2 separate regions of the Homo sapiens genome follow, and region 2 is linked to region 1. Evidence: chromatin loops called from intact Hi-C (ENCODE). Cell type or tissue: mammary epithelial cell. All regions are shown on one strand.

Region 1 (8,000 bases):
TCTCTGAACCTGGTGCCCTTACCTCTATCCTTCCCACTCCCATAGCAGCTAAATTTATTGTTCTTCTCTGTTGACATCCCTCTTTTTCACATCTATCCAGAATGGTGCTCAGGTTATAAAAACTCTTTACTTAATGTTTGATGTATCTTAATCTGGAGAGTCTACTATTTCAATATCCTATATTGTTTATGTTAATTCCCAGGCTTGGTTTTGCTTTGTGCTCATTTTGACACTCGTGTAAGTTTCCTTCAAACATGAATGCCTCTTTCTACAGGGAAGATTTTGATGACTTTCGTGATACTTTTGGTATAGTAATGGGACCACAAGTTCAATTAAGATAAAGAAGTAAATGGTAAGTGAGGATATAGAAATAGTACATATTCTGTGCTTTCAAGAAGGTAAGCTTAGAAGAGATGAGAAGCCCGGAAAAGAGGTAAGTGAGATCCAATGAGAGTATTATAAAATAGAAGAGGCTGACATGTTTCCTTCTGCTGTGCTTAGCTGATTAGTGATGCAATTAATTGACAAGAAATATGGTGGTTCAAATTTGGGAGGTAGAGAAAAGGGGGGAAAATATCAATTTTTTATTTACAACCTGGTGAGATCTAAGTGCAATCAATAAAGCCAGTAGTTTAATAGAAAATAAGAAACCCAGAAGGGCATAAACTGCAAGTTAGGAAATTATTGGTAAATGAAAGTAGTTTAATCCATGAGAGTAAATGTAATTGCCCAGAAAGACTATGAACAATGAGGGAAAAAGAGAACCCAGTGTACAATTCAGATTATTATTATTATTTTGAGACATTCTCACCCAGTCACCTAGGACTGAGCGCAGTGGCATAATCTTGGCTCACTGCAGCCTCTACCTCCTGGGCTCAAGTGTTCCCTCTACCTCAGCCTCCCCAGTAGCTGGGACTACAGGAGTGTGCCAGCATGCCCAGCTAACTTTCATGTTTTTTTGTAGAGGTGGGGTTTTGCTATTTTGTCCAAGCTGGTCTCAAACTCTTGAGCTCAAGCAATCCACTCCCCTCGGCCTCCCAAAGTGCTGGGATTCCAGGCATGAGCCATCGCAACCAACCTCGATTTAGATTAAACAGAGTATCCAAAAGGCAGAAGGAAACTGAATAATTATCTCAATTAACTGAATAGGAGTAAATATTGTAAAACAAGGTAAAGAGAATGAGTCAGAGAGGACAGTAGAGATGAAAATTTCCAGAAGGGGACAGTCAACCGAAACAGATGTAAAGTTTGGTCAAAACTAAAAACAGTCTTTCCAGTGAGTGGAAAGATGACAAGATTGGGAATTCTCTCCCAGAAAATTATGTTTACAGCTGCAAAATTTTTTAGAACCTATCATTTTACAGTTAGAGAAAGAGTCAAACATTAGTGACATCATTATGTTCACAGGGTCAAAGGAAACAATAGAGAAAGTATAAAAAAAATTATTAAAAAAATAGAAAAAATACTTATGGGAAACCCTACAGGAAATCTTTGGTGCCTAAGTATTTGAAGGTGATTAGAAGAATGGAATAATCTCAGAATCTAAGAAAGCTTCTTGAAGGACAGTGATTTTTCAGGACAATTACTAAATTTTGGCTTTGAAAATAGTCACAGCAGATGGCACAAATTAATTTACTGTATTTTAACTGATATCCACTGAATTAATATGTTGTAAACATGCAAGTTTATGCAATCAATATAAAAATTAGCATGCCCGAATTAATTGAAAAATGCTGATTATAAATTAGAAAGATTTAATCCAATTGTTATAAAGCTGTCCAAAAAAGCAAAAAAAGACTTATAAATGTGATTTGCTGGTTAGGATAAACCAATGCTATTTAAAACATACTCTTACATTCAATTTTATAATTACTTCTGAAACATTTTTCCATTTTTAAAACAAATTTTACTACTATCACTACTTCCTACTCTTCTGTTTCTCTTGCCAAAAGACAGTCAAAACAAGCCAAGAGTTCATCTTAACATCTAAGGAAAACATCCCAAGGCTCTGAGCAAACTCTGAGCAAGAGCATATGGGGCTTGAGATGGTGGAGGAGTGAAGGGAATGTTTTGGATGAGACAGGACTTATATAGTAGTCCTTTTAAAACCCATTTTTGAGAAATAATTATGAATATACATACATATGTATATTCATCATACACATACATATGGAATATTGTACCCATCAACAAGAAAGACCATACACTATCCAATAGTATTTTCTTAGAGCAGGGCATGTTAAAATGCAGAATTTTATTTAGGAAATCTTGAGCGGGACCTGAGATTCTGCATTTCCAACAAGCTCCGAGGTGATGATGTCTGCTGCAAGTGATGACACTTTGCAGCAAAGTTCTAAAATACATTGGTTGATTTGGAAAATTAGTGTAAATATGTATAATATATTCAAATAGAGACATTACAATATTAAAAAGTCAGATATGGTAAAAAAAAAAAAAAGTGGGAATACATGGCTCAGTCTATTCAAACTCATCTCCCAGTAAACTTCAAAACTAACCTACTGCTCCAGTCAACTATTTAGATAACACTACATTACTCTAAATCTCTTTCTTCTTTAAGGATGTCATAACAGATGCTATCTTTATGGCTTTATGTAGTCAAGACTACACCATCTTTTCTGTAGACTCTTATTTCACCTTTATCTAAATCACTCTTAGAAGCATTTCATCATTTACTGATCTGCATTGTCAGTTAACTGTTTCAAGTGTATGGATTTCCTTCCCAATATTTTAAGTTCTTTAACAACAAAATAAATGACCTAACATAATCCAGAAAAGTGAAAACATTATTCAGCACAAGAATGTAAAATAACCTATTTCATTTTGTTTCAGATATGTTAAATGGGTGATAATATAGTGGGATGATAATTTCTTGAGATATATATTAAAAGACCAAATTTCAACTATCCAAGAAGATATATACAGCTTAACAAACATGAGAATACCATTGTTAAACCCATGATTTAATACAAAATGAATTTGTGTTTGCAAATATTAAGAAATTTATCTAAAGATGAAAAACTAATGTCCTTTTATTTATCAATTAATTTTAAATATCAAATGACATTTTCATTCCTTAATGTATTGTTATGTGGTTCAGTAAAACAAGCAATGGCAATATGGCCTATTGATTGAAGGGAATTTTTAAAAGGATGTCATAACAGATGCTATGTTTATGGCTCAGATCAAAGTAAGAGGACATCCAAAATAGTTTTCTACATAAAGCAAAAGGTGATAAAGGATTATTACATGCTCTGTGGAAGAATTTTGAGAACACGTGACTTCAATTTTGTTTCTGAACTATCTCACAAGCTTGAACATAAAATAGAATGACTCAATACAGAAAAATTAACAGATTATGTACTTGTCTAACCATAGTCATCAATTCAGTTGGGAACTGGAAAAATAATCCTTATTAAGTCATCGAGGCCTTATATTCAACAGCGTCAAACATTTGTGATTTTTCACGGATGCTCTGGTTTCCGCAAGTGTCCAAATAACCTCACCTGCTTTTCCAATTTGTCTCCTAGACTATGCTGTGGGTCAGTGATCCCTATTATGTCACATCAATACAGTGGTTAAATAATGATAAATAATTTAAAGTGTGGCAGGTAGTCCACATCTTAATGTCAATCATCTTTATCCATGCAATATTTCCCAAGTTAAATGGAAGCTATTTCCGTTTCTAACTCTGGGTTTTTACTATCCAAATATGGTTTATTTACACACAAAATTACAGGTTTTACAAAGATGATTGAAACTCAGAATTAACTCAGTTTGAAAAATAAATCAAAGTAAGGGAGATTGCACCTAAAATACTTAAAAATAATTACAAATACAGTGATACAGTTTTCTAGAAAAATGAGTATGCCCTCATTCAATTTTTAATCATGGCAATGAAGGGATTCAAAATTTTCGTTTTATATTCTTATTTAAGATGCATTTATTTTGCAATTCCTATGATTTAATTAAGCATCTCAAATATTCAGTAATTTTTTTTGAAACATATGTACAAGTAAAGCCTCAACTGAAAACTTGGATGTTTTTCAATTCACCTTAGAGTAAAAAAGGTGGAATACATTTACAAGTCCACATGCAGGAAGTCTGTCTGTTGGGTGGTATCATCACATCTAAACAAATGAAGGAATAGAGTCACATACCAGTCCTCACTTCCCTCGATTTCATGAAAGATTTTTTTATTGTCAAGTCGCCGGCATAGGGCACTGCTATAAGCCGTGCTCTCCACTAGAGGGCTCTAAAGAGGCAGCAGCCTCTGCGGCTGAAGATTAGGGTATTTAGATCTGTTTATTGAGGCGGTTCATTGACATAGAGGCCTTCACAGGAATAAGCACAATTTTATTTTTAGGTTCAGTTTAATTAATTTCCTGATTAGTAGTAATTAAGAAGGGTATGAATGCATGTGTACATCTGTGAGTTTTAACTAATTACATCACCTCGTATTTACCTTATCTGGACTGTATGATTAGTTCATTATAGCCCTGAGGAATCAAGAAAAGGTGTCACATTGTCACATTTGATTTCCTGTTCAGATAAATCTACCCATTTCCACACTAAAGAGTGTTTAGATAAGTGGCACATTTTCTTTATTTTTAAATCTTTCTTCTTTATATGCAGTGTTTCCTCATTTAATTTCCCCATGAAAATGTTCATGAGAATGGCAGGAGTGTAAGATTTAACGTATATTCCAGATATTTCCTAAAAAAAAAAAAAAAAGTGTCTCTGTAAAATTTGCAGTAAAAGGTAAGGAAATATGATAAAATTGACATTTAAAAAACAGGATCACTACAATGAATAGTTGTCTTAAGAAGTCCCTTTAGTGTCTGGGGCAGAGGGAAGACAGGGGCTCGCCTTCACAAAGGTATTGTGGAAAGCAACAACTATAGAAAAAACTGAATTATTTTTAGCACTTTTATTTAAAGGTATAAGCTTCAAGGAAGATCAAGAGAAAAATGGATAGACCAAATGTCCTAAACCTTTTTGGGCAGCAGCATACCTGACATTCCTGTGGAATGTGTCTTGCTCCCTTCAGTAAAAGTGATGTACCCTAGTGTGATTTTCAGAAGAGACATGATGCACTGTTTGAATAGTGCATAAAAAATCTTTGTAATATGAGAACACTTGGACACAGGAAGGGGAACATCACACACCGGGGCCTGTTGTAGGGTGGGGGAGGGGGGAGGGATAGCATTAGGAGATATACCTAATGTAAATGACGAGTTAATGGGTGCAGCACACCAACATGTCACATGTATATATATGTAACAAACCTGCACGTTGTGCACATGTACCCTAGAACTTTAATAATAATAATAAATATATATATATATATATATATATAAAATCTTTGTAAGGATGATCTTCTTTGGAGAAGAACATGCCTAATGTAGAAAAAATAAATCTATATTCTGTATCTACTATAAAAACTTGCAGTCATCTATTTTTAATGTTCATCAGAAGCATAACTTCTACAGTATCTAACAATGTTATTGTTTAACAATATTGTAAGTCAGCATTATATGTCATGGGTTGCTGGTTATCCTTCATTTATGGAGTAATATGCCAAACATAAGAAAAACAATGTTGTATTATGATGAGAGCAGTGAAGTGCAGAATACTATTTTGTTAGAAATATAAGGATAACTCATGAATGCTAAGTAGCCTTACAGACCACCTGTGACCAAATTCTGATCCTGCCAAAGAATGTCTTCATCCAAACACTCTGGAATTAAGTGCCAGGGGAGCAGTGATTGTGGTCTGCTTTGCTCACTGTTGTATTCCCAGCATCTAGAACTGTGTCTGGCACATAGTAGGTCTATAATCAATATTGGGTGAATGAGTGAAAATGTAATTATTATTTATGATAATAAAGTTTTATTTTTTATAGTTATGTTTTGTCTTCTTTTGGTTTAATTTTACACCAGATTTCAACACCCTACCTATTCACTTACTTCTTTAATTTTCCCTTTCAAACAGTTTAACATAGCCCAGAAAATTTAGCAAAATAAGTTAATCACATAGTAATGTGTTAATAATAATTATTCAATTATATTTCAATAAATTAATACATTTCTTGCATTTTGATGAAAGATTAAAGCAGAAATCATATACTCTCCTTTAAAACATAGACAACTGGTTGACCAAACAATGTTAAGGGACTGTTTACATAAACTATTGACCCTAGAGAGAAATAGTCAAAAATTATCCTCAGGGTAATCAATAAATAAATGACAAAATATTTCTGTTTGTTGTTTTAATTTATTTAACAAACTTTATGTTAACTTATTTATCATTCATAATAAATTGATTTTATATAAAGAAATTTAAAGAGTGAAGAAAGCGAAACAAAATTACAATTGAACAAAATAATGTAAATTATTTTCAATGTGTAAGATTATTACATCTCTTTAGTTTTAGTTTTTGAAATTTAAAATCCTTAAAAAGCAATATTTTATTTTGTGGATTTTTTTTCCCAGAACAAGAAGGAGGACATTCTTATACTACTAAGCTTCCAGCAAATCAAATCACACAGACAGAGAGCCTAGGCCACATGCTTGCATAAATAATAAAGGAGTTAATGGTTTTATATGAACATTTTAAATGGCTCCAGAAATAATCATTATATGCAGACAAATTTCAATTTTTTGACTTCCTTCACAAAAGCTATTTAATGGGGAAGGAGTGAATAAAGGGACTACAGAGGTTTTTGAGGGCAGAGAAAATACTGCATGATATTATAATGATAGCTGTGTATCACTATAAATGTGTCCAAACCCATAGAATATACCCTATTGTAAACTATGGACTTTGGGTGAAGTGATGTGTGGATGTAGGTTCATCAGTTGTAACAAGTGTACCACTCTGTTGGGAGGTGCTGATAATGCAGGAGGCTATGCGTGTGTGAGGGCAGGAGGTATATGGGAAATCTCTGTATTTTCCTCTTAATTTTGTTGTACACCTCAAACTGCTCTGAAAAATAAAGTCTTTACTAAATAAACTGCTTAATCTCCACAAGTTTTCATTTCTATTTTTAATTAATTGTGCCACATGTAAGTGGTATTCATTTTAGGAGCATAAATATTCAACAGAGTAGCAATAGTTTTTTAAATAAAGAAAATAACTCAGTGTGCAGGGAAACACATATAATATCTGATTTATAGAGAGAGTCTTGTGTGTAGCTGTGAGACTTAAAGTCCTTATGTGTCCTCAGGACAAGCACATAACAGGGAAAGATAGTGCCACACAGCTCTCTTTATGTGGCTCTACCCATTCATGGGTCAGCTCGTATCTATTATATAGTCTTTTATGAGTTTAATTTGTTCTGCTCATCAATTTAAAATTATCTGAATACCCTTTTACAGCCAATTGCATTTCATCAGTCTTAAAGATTATAGGAAATAATTTAGAAAAAAAGTAATGCATTATTTGTGAGGTAAAAAAGCAAACTAGCCCCTTCATCAACAATTTTATATTCAGTTATTCAGTAACTTATGAATCAACAGGGCTTTGGTTGAAGGAAATATTTGTAGTAGGGCTAAAAACAGAACTTAGCCTGTTTAACAGACAGCTTCTGAACATTAGAGAGGTTTCCCAACTTGGAAAAATGAGTCTTTATTTCCTTGTATGCCTCTATGCTTTAGGGAGCATTGCAGTCCAAAACAAAAAACAGTAAATGATGTTTCAGTAAGACCTACAACTCTGGAGGAGTTCTTCAAAGAAATTTTAGGACTTGGAAATCTGGAAACATCTTTCACCAAGTTCTACTGCAATAAAATAAATAGAAAAAATTAAAATGGGAAAAGAAAAAGGCTGAAGTAAATTATGGTTGTAGAAGATTAATAATATCCCCCAAATTATCCTAACATTGAAAATAAATTCTAATGGCTATTTTTGCTCAATCACGAAGTCTCTAGAAAGCAATAAACTCTTGGATAAGTAGGGTAAATATAATCTTATGTGACAGA
Region 2 (8,000 bases), 290 kb after region 1:
AAGACTGGAAGCTTCGACTGCACACAGGTCCAAGTTGGCATAGAATCACCTTGACAGGCTCTCAGATCAGCAAGAACTCTCAACTGTGAAAGGGTCCGTTTGCTAAATTTAACTTTTCCTTGGTAAAATAAATGAGATGCTCCTAAGGAGAAGAAATAGTCTCAGGATCAAGGAGAAGAGGCATCAGGCTCAGTCACCTCATCAGGTATGTAAGATATCAAGGTAGGTTAACAACAGCCTGTGCAAGAGAAATGCAAAGTGTATACAAATTAGGATAGTCCTGAAAATTTGGGAAGATAAATGATTGACTTTGCTTTGTTTTCCCTCCAGGACCATATCATTTCCATTTTCTTTGGAGGCAGCTGAGTCTAACAGTCAGAGTAAGGAAGACAGATAATTATGTTGTGTCTCGGTGTTTGCAATTCTGGGTCTGAAGGCTATTTTCAATGTTAGGTTTTATGATTAGAAGGGACTCCAACTTTCTTTTGCTTAAATTGAATATCTTCCTAAAACAGAGCCCAAAGAAATACATGTAATGAAAAAGTTGCAGTGCTGACAAGCTGTGACACTACCAGGCTGAGTCATGCACACAGCTTGAACTTTGAAGTCAAGAACGTTTTTGTCTTTATTTAGGTTCACGATTTGCACAGAGGGCTATATCTTTTCCCACGTCACACAAAACATGTTGGCAAAACCTTGATGAGATGCTGTAGCATAAGTGTGGTTATTTTAGGAATCGCCTTGGCTCACTGTAGGGTGAACCAAGCTGTCAAGTGGTATAAGAAAGTTACTTAACTAAAGAGTGTCTTAGTAAATTAAATATTGATGAAAAAGAGCCCTTAATCTCCTTCTGCCTCTGGACGGGCATTTGCTTAATTTCAGCTTTATTTACTTAAATTCTCAGTCCCCCTATTTTTATTAGATAGCAGAAACAGAGAAGTTTATTATCTTGCCAGAGACAGACTTCTGTGCCACATGATGTAAATTGTTCCCTTTTTTCTGGACAAACATAGTTTATTACATACTCATAGCTTTAATATATGTAATCAGTCTACATTGATGGAACTTTTCCAAAGTTTCATTCCTGTATCAACACAACATAAAATACCGTTTTGCTAAGTTGAAATGCTGTGCCATTCTACAGTGAAAGTCTTATGTGTTTTACTAGCTGGGATTTTCCCCTTGTTCATTTTACTTTTAGGAATGCAATAGTCAGAGAACGTTAGGAAACTACTGTTCTAAACTGTTCATTTTACATTTGAGGAAACAACTCCCAACATGTAGAGAAATTTATCCTAACTCATGCAGCTAGTCAGTAAAGGACTTCATATCAGAAATTAATGTTCGTGGCTCCTGGTGCTTTTCTTCTGATAAACAGGCTCCCTAGAAGTTTTCAAAGCTTTTTTAGTTCCCTCTTTATTCCCCATATCAAAAACTGGAGGCTTTCCCTATTTATCATCCACTGACCATATATGAAACACCCTGCTAAAAAGTGACAGTGTTAAGGAATGGTAAATACCTAATATTGCTATCTCCAGGCCTATTGCCTTTCAGGAGGTGACTTAGACACTGATGCTACAGTTTTACATTGTCACATTTTTAATTTGAGAGTCCTATTCAAAAGAAGAAAAATAGAGAAAAATTTGAATATGAATGTTCAATATTGTGATTTTTAAACTTTATTCATCTTAATGTATTTTTCTTTTTAAAAATATATGTTTTTTAATTTAATTCATTTTAAACTTGAAAAAAATCTCTAAAATATGCTGAAAAGACAATAGAAAATATATTCCACAAGATTTTTTTTTCCATTCTGTGAAAATATAGCACTCCAAAAGGACTGAGATTTCCCTGGATATTGTAAAATAGTCTCATAATTGTACCCATTATCTCTAGTTTTTGTTCTCCTAAGGAGAAGAAAGGCCCAAATCGATTTCTCCCTGCACTATTATATTCTAACTTTCTTAGTCTCAACATCCCAAAATCTTTACACAGTCAAATCCTCTTTATTTCAAATGTTGGAACATCCAGAAGATTTGGAAGCACAGATGAGGCAGCGGATCTAGGGAGCTCCCTCTCCACCTTACACATTTCAATCACCCCAAATTTTCAAAGGACTCTTGAATTTTGCCAAGGATGGGCCTAGGTAGAACTTAATCCTTTGACCACATAGAATATGCCTTTTTCTCGTTTTCTTCCAAGCGCTCCAGTCTTCATAATAGATCCTCAACTCACCAGAAAAACATTCTGATCCTCAGTCTTACCCTGATTTTAGGCATTTTCTTCAGTGGTGATCAGGAAATTTCAGACAGCTTGACATCAGGCTTGCTGTTAATTTTGCAACATTGTTACTGGATCACCTCAACATACAAGGTAAGGTGTCACTTTCAGGCCCTCAAACAGTAGAACCAGTAGTAAGCAACAGTAGACCTAGTAGTAAGCAACTATACTTAAGGAGAAAGCACCAACATATGTAAGAGAAACGATTAGGTTTACCAGAAGTATTATTTGAAGCCAGCGCTGTCCAATCAGTAGATGATGGAAATGTTCTCATCTGTGCTGTTCAATATGATAAACATGGCTATTAAGCACTTAAAATGCAGCCAATGCAACTAAAAACTGAATTCTAAATTTTATTTAATTTTAATTCATTAATCTTTAAAATTTAGATAGTCATATGTGGCCAGTTATACCATACTGAATATTATAGTTTCAGACAATACGTTTTTACACTAGCAATATGATTTTTTTAAAACTTTAAAAAACTTTTGTTAATTAAGGCACTCTTTTGTGTTCCAGAAATAATAATAAAGGCAAAATTCAATATAAGATCTCAAGGTAAATTTGCAAATATTTTATGATTTTATAATTGCTATTTTTTTCTGAACTTCTTTTTTTTTGTCTAAAAATACAGTCTATTCTCACTTGATTTTTTTCTTCCCCTTTATTTCCCGTGCAGAATGCTACTTTCTACAATAGTAAAGGAATTGAGAACTTTTAATTTGGGCATTTAAAGCAGCATCTGTTAGAATAAAAGTACAGTACATAATAACCAGGGCCACATAAATTATGTACTACATAAGCCAAATTAAACTGGAAAATTGTCTAGGAGTAAAGGGTCAGCTCTAATAAGCTGAACATAATCTCCTGTATTCTATCCCTAAAGAAAATTAAATTTTAATTATCCTGAGAGCTCACTGTTCAGGAATGTCACTCTAAGTAATCATGTAAATGACAGTTAAACTCCGGAATAGAGTTAAAAGTTAAATATTATCTGCAATTGCCCTTTAAGCCCAGAGTTTGCTAGTTGCTTCAGGCAAACTATTAAGAATATCAGATATTGACAAGTTAAACCAAGATGCAAGACGAGTCCTCATGTCTGCAAAATGAGTCACTGCTGAATGCCTTATTGAGTCACATTCTTGCAGAACATTACACTAAAAAGTATTTTAGACACTTTAGAATTTACATTGTCTCCACTTGTATAAGTTTCAGACAATACCCTTCATACTGGGAAATTTATGTCAAAGGCTTAAGCTACTTCTTTAAAACTAAGCTTGTAGAGCCAGTGAGAAAGAGATTGAGAGAGACAGAGAGAAAGAGCTCCTGCTGGCAAAGTGATGAGATGATTATCTCTGGGCCTGAACTTCCAGATGTGGAGTTCCCAAGCTTTCCTAACACGGATATTGGTGGGAGGCAGAGGTGGAGGTGGGGCAGGGGGCAGGGTCAATCTCTTCTCTATACACTATTAACATATAAGAAAAATTTGGATTTTTCAGGTTGAGGGTGGGTGGAGGTGAATTTTTAAAAAGTTCTAGAATTTGTTATTACCATTTTTCACCAAATCTTTTAACTAACTTGAATAATGCTTTTCTGGCACTGTGGTTTTATGTATTTAAGAGAAGGAGAGCAGGTATGACATGTATATTGTCACTGAGCTTTATAAGAAGCATTATTGAAAAAAATAGTAATTGATTGATCAGAATAAAAACAATAAGTCTTTATGTCAAGAATACATAAAAAGAGAGACTGGGAAGACAACAAGGCCAATAAAGTTATTTTATAAATGGGGAAAATTATATTACTTTAAAATGATATATTGATCTAAATGCAAAGTTTCATAAAGTTATAAATTAAAATTAAGGAATTACTAAAAATGAGATATAACATGTAAAGATGTAATTAGTAAAATAACATTGCTTTGACTTGGAATTAGTGACTATGTTTCGAAGTTGGATGCAAATAAAGAAAAATATCTTTAAAATATAATAAATATAAAGGACTCTACATATGTACCACATTACTATTAGCAGATGATTTGAGATTTGAGACATTAAACTTGGAAGAAGAAAACCTTTGCAGAGTGAGACAAACCAAGTTCTCTACTGGTAGCCCTGTGATCCACTCTCAGCAGCAGGAAGGTGGTTGTGCTCAGCATGGGTCCTTGCATTAGCTGTGATTTCAGACTGCTTCTCACCAAAAACTTTGAGGAAAAAGGAACCAAATGACAAAATAAGAAATTGGATTGTCTTAAATAATTAGAACATCTTAAGAAAAGGGCAAAATGACTATATGAATGAAATAGCATCACATGATCTTCAAATACATCATTTGGCTACGACTCTCACTCTACAGCAAAACTTATGTCTATCTGATGGAAAATACTTTTTTCAGAGTTTAAATTATGGTTATTTGAAATAAATCATTTCATATTCTAAATAGTCCATTTTTTCTAGGTATTGAATTACTTTTCTTTTCCATTGAATTTATAGGAGTCATTTAACTCTCTATATTAAGAACTCTATATTTGGCCAAAAGTTGACCAAAATATTTATAGAAATGATTTTATCATATATATTTAAGAGATGTGAAAAAATATTTTCTAAATTTCTGAGCTTTAAATTGAGAAAAGCCACTACAGAGAAGATATTCTCTGTGTAATTTTATGAATTAGTTGATAAGTTGGAATATAACTATAGTCTTTCTATATGTAGCTATAAAAATATTACTATAGTATAACTAGATTAATGTCTAGTTTGGGTTGGGAAGTGAGATAGAAATGGGACCATAGTATTTACATTTTGATTTAAGAGAACTAGACTTACCTTTCAAAAATGTAGTGATTAGAATCCTAAACTCTGTGTGGGGTTCAATACAGATTGCATTAGATTTGAACCCTTGCTCTTCCTGGTACATAGCCCTCTCTATGCCAGAAATATCTCATTTTAATTTGGTGATAATAATGACATTCATTTCATAGAACTGTTAAGAGCGTGAAATGAGTTGAATTATTGCTCTTTATTTCCAAAGCCCTTAGCTCAATTTCTTGCCCACAGTATCTGCTATGTAACTGTTATTTTCTTAATCTACCACTTTTCTGTTCTTTTCTCTTTTCCTTTCTTTCTTTTGTTTTGTTTTTGTTTTCTTTTCTTTTTGTTTTGTTTTGTTTTCTCTGTTTTTGTTTTTAACCAGATATTTACCTAACTAAATTATCTGGCTAGGAAAGCAAACTTGAACTTCACCTTTAAAACATGCAGCTCCCCAACTGTACCCCAATTTCATGCCTAGAACAAAAGCCTAAATTGATTAACTAAATTCAAAATTAGGCACACTACCTAGTTGCACGCTTGACAACCCTTCAGATCTGAGCATGCTAAAGTAGCACAATCCATATTGTTCTCTTTAATATATTTAGCTGTTTTTTTCTTCTCTTCAATACTGCTGACATTTGCATCACGTCAAAGTGAGGGTCACTACTGATCAGCAGCCTAAGTGTAAATAATGCTGTAAATAATAATGCAAATGACACTTCCTGAGAATAATCTACTTCTTTATCCAGGTCCCAAATTTTTCCTTTTTTTGGTTTTAATGGCTTTCTGAAATAGGTAATATCAATTGGATGAGAAACTAATTGAACTGAAATATTACCTCTGAAGTAAGAATGTGACATTACATAATGCTTTTGCCAAGCATCACTGAGGAGAATTTATAAGGGAAATTTACTTCTTAACATTGATTTCTGGCAATTAGGCCATATTTTTACTTTAATTGTGTTTTTTTTCAAAGGCATAGTAGAGGAAATACCATATTTGCCAATGTAGCTTTCTTGTTTTGGATAATTACTAGCAATTAAAAATAACTAAGCTAAGATCTAAACTCACTTTGCTGACAAAGCATGCACACAGTGGAGACAGGGTTCCAAATATTGAGTTCCCATCCTTCTTTCTGAGATGCACTATTTTCAAAGAAAGATTTTTTTTAAAGTAATGCTTGGATGTCCAAATCATTTGAGTGTCTTTTTCCAGACCTGAAGAAGCAGCATTTTTTAGTACACGCATGGGAAAACTTTGCCATTAAGGTCAAATGAAGGCCTCATCCTAAATTCATCCCATTCTCAGAAAGTTTATTGTCCATCCTAATTCCCTCATTAAAAGTAAAAAATCTAACAACACTCACCTGTGAAAGACAGTCCTCAGTTTTACAATCCTGCTGTAGTCATTATGCTTATAATTTCTTATATCTTTCTCAGAAGATTTCAGAAGACAAGCTTTCTGATATTTCTCTTCATCAACTTGGTTTTCTTCTGTATCCCTGAAAAGAGTGAATAATAATTTAAAAAACAGTGTATTAACTGCTGACAGCAAAACTTATTGAAAAATCACAATGAAAGAAGTAGATGGGAGATCTTTATAATTGATAATATGAAAAACCCAAAAGGTAATAATTCAGAAATAGCTGGATTTAGAGCCCCCAAAACCATGTCTAGCACTCACTTTTTAATCTCTCTGATGTATTTTTTCTGTGATACTTAGCTAGACAAGCTTAATAATCTTTTGCACTAGATTCTCCTTTTAGGCTTGAAATATTATTTTTCCCCTTGATCTTGGCAGCTGTGTCTCTTTCTAGGAGTTGTGCCCACCTGAGAAGATCCACCTTCCCAAGGACAAATTCTTTCCTTGGGGGCAGCCAGCATCTGAGAAAATCCCTGCCTCCCTACCCTTCCAGGGGTGATTTCTGTGGAGCCACCAAGTTCCAGAGCTCCACAGGATCAACTGAGGGCTTTGGGACTCATCCAAACCCTATCCTCCCTCTGCCTGATTCTCATTCTTTTTCCCCCTTTTAATTGCTGATTTTGAGAGCTTCCCAGTAAACTTTCTAAACACAAATTTCTGCTCAAAGTCTGTTTTCCAGGTAATGCAACCTGGGACATAGTTCCAGATTTTTATCATCCTACCTTCACTCAACCTCAGCAGAAATAGAGCTTTTCTTTTGTTCAAATAAAACCTAGTAATCCCCATTAGACTTGTTATGTTAATTCAGTCACAGGGTCTTAAAATTTAAGAGGAGGTACTGAGATATGTCTATACATATCTATAATACATTTAAATGTGGAAATGGTTATTTTGAGAGATTCTGAAGTTAGAATTGATACCTCTTATCATTTCTAACACTCTGCTCAGGCATCTCATCAACATACAAAGCTTCCTTCCTCATATGTCAACCAAAGATTTCTAACGTGGACATTCAGTCCAAAACTCTCTTCTAACTCTAAATATTTGATTAATTTTTATCTCTGTTTAAAACTCTATAAATAGTTCATCGGGTAAAAGCTAAACCATCACCCATGACATAAACATATGCACCCACACAAATATGCACACTTGTGCACTAATACACATTCACCCAATATGCATACACAGACCTTCAGAGCACTAACTCATCCTCAGACTTCAACATCACATACTCATAGGATCTTCCCCTGACCCACACAAAACTAGGTTAGATATTACTATTGTGGCAGCATGACAGCATCAGCAATTTTTTTCAGAGAACTTGTTTATAATTCAGAGTAATCGCTTCATGGTGACATGCTGGGATAAAAGCACATGAAGTTTGAGACTCTCTTTTGCTCATTATTATATCCTTTACACTAGTCATAGGCTTAAGACATGCAGTAGTGCTTGAATAAATAATGAATGATTAAAAGAAGGTAAGAATTA

Evidence for each region. Hi-C counts contacts between places; a loop is a spot of excess contacts. Peaks named below come from ENCODE experiments on the same cell type or tissue, not always from the same donor. Only the 100,000 strongest peaks of a DNase experiment are listed, where the experiment ranks them.
Region 2: a loop joins it to region 1, with 9 times the contacts of the local background. A loop is called at or near these places in 2 of 110 quality-filtered maps.

What each region holds. Positions count from the first base shown.
Region 1 is chr3:89,095,440-89,103,439 of GRCh38, reverse strand. No RefSeq gene overlaps it. Among named protein-coding and RNA genes, the nearest start is that of EPHA3, 8.2 kb to the left of the region's middle. In mammary epithelial cell, a CTCF peak has its summit at 4,260 (motif pointing right); no DNase peak of the experiment used is centred here; H3K27me3 peaks cover 120 bases.
Region 2 is chr3:88,803,312-88,811,311 of GRCh38, reverse strand. No RefSeq gene overlaps it. Among named protein-coding and RNA genes, the nearest start is that of EPHA3, 300 kb to the left of the region's middle. RefSeq lists an enhancer at 3,340-3,841. In mammary epithelial cell, no CTCF peak of the experiment used is centred here; DNase peaks (open chromatin) are centred at 1,191 and 3,401; H3K27ac peaks cover 2,208 bases.